Regions from separate parts of the Homo sapiens genome. Here region 2 is linked to region 1. The links are chromatin loops, found by intact Hi-C in ENCODE. Cell type or tissue: endothelial cell of umbilical vein. All regions are shown on one strand. Each heading gives the region's core, and the rest is flanking DNA. Links, peaks and the distances in the headings are about the cores only.

Evidence for each region. Peaks named below come from ENCODE experiments on the same cell type or tissue, not always from the same donor. Only the 100,000 strongest peaks of a DNase experiment are listed, where the experiment ranks them.
Region 2: a loop joins it to region 1, with 3 times the contacts of the local background. A loop is called at or near these places in 14 of 110 quality-filtered maps.

Annotation. Positions count from the first base shown.
Region 1 is chr9:130,764,474-130,767,276 of GRCh38, reverse strand. It overlaps a transcript of ABL1 not described here. Among named protein-coding and RNA genes, the nearest start is that of ABL1, 69 kb to the left of the region's middle. RefSeq lists enhancers at 1-29, 264-313, 324-383, 594-653, 684-853 and a silencer at 1,668-1,717. In endothelial cell of umbilical vein, for the core only: no CTCF peak of the experiment used is centred there; a DNase peak (open chromatin) is centred at 1,826; H3K27ac peaks cover 2,500 bases.
Region 2 is chr9:130,846,692-130,849,494 of GRCh38, reverse strand. The region is part of intron 1 of ABL1 (ABL proto-oncogene 1, non-receptor tyrosine kinase); the gene reads right to left. Among named protein-coding and RNA genes, the nearest start is that of ABL1, 13 kb to the right of the region's middle. RefSeq lists a silencer at 1,539-1,833 and an enhancer at 1,425-2,047. In endothelial cell of umbilical vein, for the core only: a CTCF peak has its summit at 1,378 (motif pointing left); a DNase peak (open chromatin) is centred at 1,774; H3K27ac peaks cover 1,863 bases.

The DNA of each region.
Region 1 (2,803 bases), core at 267-2,766:
AAAGGGACTCCTGGAATTCCAAACAGATCTATCAATAATTGAATGAGGTAGTTTCAGATGGCATGAGCTGCAAAGAAATGAAAAGGGGAAGAGGACAAAGAGCTGATGCTGGTGTGGGTACTGTGGCCTGGGCCATCAGGGAAGGTCTTTCCGAAAAGATGTCATGTGAGCTGGGGCCTGCATGGGTCTGAAAGAGCCAGGCACCAGAAGCTGAGTGAAGGGCAGGGCCCAGGGAACCCTAAGAGGAAAAAGCACTGGCAGTAAACAAAGGGAGTGACAGGAGGGAAATTCGAGAGGGAAACCAGGCCCAGACCACGCAGGCTGTGGAGAGAAGCTGAACATTACTCTAACTGAGATGGGTACCCATCGAGGGACAGGAAACTGGGTAGTGAAAAGATCTGATGTAAGTTTCTAAGGGAGGGTCTCTCTGCTAGCAGGAGGAGGACAGACCCAGATGGCAACAGGAGGCTGGGAAGTCTTTGAGATCAGAGCCGGGGCAAGGCAGGGTGGGGCCGGGGTGGTAGCCCTGACAGCAGAGCAGTGGGTGGTGTGAGGTTTATTCTAGGCACTTGTGACTGTATCGGACAAGAAAGAGAGGGCAGAGGAGGAGGCAAGGATGAAAGCTAGAGGGTGGCAAGGCCCTGGGGGGAGATGATGCTGGGGTCACAGGCTGTGGCCTTGTCCCCAAGTCCTAAGGCATCAAAAACAGACAAGGCCAGGTTTGGTGGGAACTCACTAAGTCAAAAGAAAAGGCCCCTGCAAGTGCCTACACTTCCTCATCTTCCTAACCACGGGGCACACTCATTTGTATCCCAATGAGACACATCCAGTACCTGCACCCTCCAGCTCCCTGTCAGAAGCCACCAGTGGTGGGGCCGCCCTTCACTGCATGTTTACCACTCTTTCCTCAGGGCCCTACGCAGAAGTCTGTCTGCGGTCATGGATCTCTTCCTGGGCCTACAGTAAGGCATCTGTCCTGACAGTAAGGCATCTGTCCTGCCCAGCAAGACCCGCCTTCCAGGCTCCAGTCATCCGCATGCCCCTGAGCAGGCTGGCGGGGGCACTGGGGGCCGAGGCTTCTTGGTATGTGTCTGTGAGTGCCATGGCCGCATTCTTGAGAGCGCACCAACGCATGCCACGGCCCGGGGCCCTCACAGTCACAAGCTCCTGAGCAGCAGTTTCTCTGCAAGCCTGGGAAACAGGTCGTGGGCGATGACCTGCACCCACTTCATCTCCATCTGCCAAATACAGTCTGATGAATTCACCCAATTCTTCCCTTTATCTTTTCTTTCCTCAGGGAAGCACTCAAATATGAGACCAACACCCTGTCCTTGTGACTGCTTCTTTACCAAATTCTGCTGACAAACCGTTTTTCCACCAAGCCACCACAGACAAGTGATTAGTTTGGTCATTGCCAGGATTAAGAAAACCTGCCTATTATGCCCCATTAGATTCACAGTAACTTTCCAAAATTTCAATATGTGTTCAAGCATTAAATCTGTGGCATAAAGAAGAAAGCAGCAAAGGGAACTGGGGGGCCTAAAGAACAGAAGAGAAACACAAAGGCTGTCAGGTCTAATTGTGCCTCTACGTTACCAAATGACTTTCATTTCCTTCCTTATAAGAGAAATGAATACTGATCCGTCACTGTTAACACTCAGGTACACTGACGTACCCAGTAGACCTTCCAGAAGGGCAACTGGCAATATGTATCAAAAACCTTTAAAAGTTTCTATTCTTTTGATGTAGAAATTCCACTTCTAGGAATTTATCGTAAGGCCATAAGAATGTACAAAAATGGATCATGAAGATTCTGGGAGAAAAACTACAAACAATAGAAGCATTTGAGGCTTAGGGAAATGAATCATGGCCTATCCAACACCACAAGGATTTCCATGTAGACAGGATTTCCATCCTGCTAGCTACACGTTTTGAAGTGGGGGAGCAGCACCCAGGTGGCCCCCGGGTTGCTGGCTGTAGCACTGTCATAACCAAACCAAAGCCTCCCCTTGTACCTCTGAAAAAACCCCTTGAGAAGCTGATGAAGGATATGGACCTCCTCGCCCAAAAATAGCAAACCCAAAAACCAATAACCAAACATGAGACTGCACAAATGTTTGCATGTAATTTCAGGAAGCCTTAGAAGTCCAGAGGAAAGCAAATTATTCATATTTAACAACAAAAAAATCATCTTGACAAAATGATGAATTCTGAAAATGATCAACTCTGGCCAAAAAGAAAAGGGTGGAGGAACTTGTCTTTGGTTAATCAGCACACTACAAATTCTACTTGTATCCCTTGTATCCTCTTTTTTTTTTTTTTTGAGACAGTCTTGCTCTGTCACCCAGACTGGAGTACAGTGGCACAATCTTGGCTCACTGCAACCTCCACCTCCCAGGTTCAAGTGATTCTCCCACCTCAGCCTCCCAATTAGCTGGGATTACAGGCATGCGCCACCACGCCCAGCTAATTTTTGTATTTTTAGTAGAGACAGGGTTTCACCATGTTAGCCAGGCTGATCTCGAACTCCTGACCTCGTGATCCACCTGCCCTGGCCTCCCAAAGTGCTGGGATTACAGGCATGAGCCACTGTGCCTGGCCTTTTACTTGCCTCCTCTTAAGTGACATTATTCATCCAAGCCCAAGGTGTCAGGGACCCAAAACACAACATATCTGACCTTACGCATAACAAGCAAAAGAAAACACAGTGCCACCACGAAAAAGAAATCTGCACAGGTGTCCAGGTTTATCGAATGCATATATCAGAAGGAGAATCTGATGCTGCTAAATAAGCTAAACACAT
Region 2 (2,803 bases), core at 227-2,726, 82 kb before region 1:
GAACGCTTGATAATAATCACTGAAATGCAAATTCCTTGCCAAATCTGCAGATACATCTTTTTGACGCTGACAGCCAGTGTGGGTAAGATTTCAGAGAAACGGGCACTCTCATACAATGCTAGTAGTAGGTGTATAAATTGAGGGCAACTGGAATATGAACCAGAAGTCTATAAAGAATTTAATATCTGATTTACCTCTAGGAATTTATCCTAAGTGATCAACACAATTATTTCTATACACTAATTTTAAACAACAGCACAGAAAAGGGCAAGTACAAAATATCTATCAACACAGGATAAGTTAGTTTATGCTGCATGCATAAAATAGGATATATTTTAAAAGCCACTCAAAATATTTTTGGAAAAAATATTTAAGTTTGAGAATATACTCGCAATAATATATTAAGTGTTTATATTACATTCCAGTATATAGGCATGGTCCCAACTATGAAAAAATAGAAGACGAGGAGGAATTTCACCAAACTGTGAACAGTAGTTAACTCAGGGTGGTGGGATTTTAAGTGCTTTAAATTTACTTTTCTTTTTTTTTTTTCTCGAGACGGAGTCTCGTTCTTGACACTCAGGCTGGAGTGCAATGGCGTGATCTCTGCTCACTGCAACCTTCACCTTCCGGGTTCAAGCAATTCTCCTGCCTCAGCCTCCTGAGTAGCTGGGATTACAGGTGCCCGCCACCACACTCGGCTACTTTTTTTGTATTTTTAGTAGAGATGGGGTTTCACCATGTTGGCCAGGCTGGTTTCGAACTCCTGACCTCAGGTGATAAGCCTGCCTCAGCCTCCCAAAGTGCTGGGATTATCGGCGTGAGCCACCGTGTCTGGCCTTACATTTTCTTTATACTTCTCTATATTATGGTATATTTCTCACAAAAAATGTGGATTGTTGTTATTACTAGAAAACAATGACAAACATAAAAAAGCTTTAATAGAAGCCAATTGAAATTTTTTTTTTTTTTTTTTTGAGTTGGAGTCTCACTCCATCGCCCAGGCTGAAGTGCAGTGGTGCGATCTAGGCTCACTGCAACCTCCAGCTCCCAGGTTCACGTGATTCTCCTGCCTCAGCCTCCTGAGTAGCTGGGATTACAGATGTGAGCCACTGCGCCTGGCTAAGTTTTTTTTTTTTTTTTTTTTTTCATTTTCAGTAGAGACGGGGTTTTGCCATGTTGGCCAGGCTGGTCTTGAACTCCTGGTCTCAAGTGATCTACTCACCTCAGCCTCCCAAAGTGCTGGGATTACAGGCAGGAGCCACCGCGCCTGGCCCTAAACTTACATAATTGATAATTTAACATGAAAAAGCATGCTGGGGAGGGAGGCTTCCTTCAGGCTGTCCTGAAAAGGCACTTGAGTGCCTCCCTCTGGTGCGTCAACCTCGTGGCCATGAGCATACAACTTTGGCAGACCAGGCCCACACAGGAAATTAAACCAAAGTCATGAATACAGAAATGCTTTTCTTCTCAAATGCCATTTGACCTCTTCTATCAAACATTCTGCCGCATCTGGATTTGATCAAAGTTACATAATCGGGGAAGTGGCCTGGAAAACACCTGGAATAAGCAGAATGCAGATCCCCGCCCAGAGGTGGCCATCCACTTGAAGTGTGGGTTAAAGTGGGATGGTCCCGAACATGTCGACAGATGCTGGGAATGTTATGCAAGAGGATGAGGCCTTTGTTAGGAAGGAAAGGGCCTCCCACTGCTTTTTGATTCAACAGGACGTCAGGCGATCCAAGGCAGTCTCTCGACTTTCCTCTCCAGTTCTTGCTCTATTCCACAAATTAATGGCTAAAGCCCAAAGGGAAGTATTGCTCATGCATGCCTCTGGACCGAGACACTGAAGTGTAGCCACAGTCCAACACCAAAACCTTCCAGTCAATTCCCAATCCAGGCTGATGTCAAAATTGACTCACAATGTATAAATGCCAAGTTACTTGCTTCATTTCATAGTGAACTATGCTCGTCAACCTTAAAAATGATCACAGCTTACAAGGCCAAAGTTGCAGAATGTACTTAAATCTTTCTTGCTTAAGACACAAACTTTCCACCGGTCCCTCTGTCAGGAAGCAAGATTCCCCTAAAGAAGGCTGAAGGCTTCATTCAAAAAAAAAAGATGCCCCAACTAGTTCCCTTCTTCTGTTCTTCCAGCAGATCTTTTTGGCTATTGTCTTGGGAAATAAATTTTAGCATCTGCTATTATTCTTAAATTTTTTTAGTGAACATTTTCTGCAGCCTCCTTTCTGAGTCATACTTTAAACAGATTTAAGATCTGGATCTAAGATCTGGATCTTCAAAAGTGCCTCTCACTCCACTTAAAACCATATTGTTATTTTGTCATAATGTTAACAAAAAGGTTTCCACTCACCAACTAAACTCAGAAAAAATCACTAATTAGCTAGTTGAGCACCGAGAACAGTAATACATCTAAAAAATGCCTCAAACCTCTAAAAAGCTCTGGCTCTGTCTATGACAGTATAAAATTATTTGGAAATTTTATAAGAACCAGGCCACAGAATTCACTGGATCTGTGCATGATTAACTTGTTTAGACAGTATTCTAAGAAAATGGTTTGGGTCTTTAAAGTAAAATTGAAAGATCGTTTTATATAAAAATAATCCTTTCTCAAAGCTGTGAGTCACTGATGAAAAATGTTTACAAAAGATTCTCGGACATGGCATATCTGGCCTAGACTTCCAGGGGCTGCTGGTGCTGTGCCAGACGCTGGCGAACAGTCAGGGAAGGGAAATGCCCATGAACCCCAGTACCGGCTACTTCACAGCCCAAGGGGGGACTT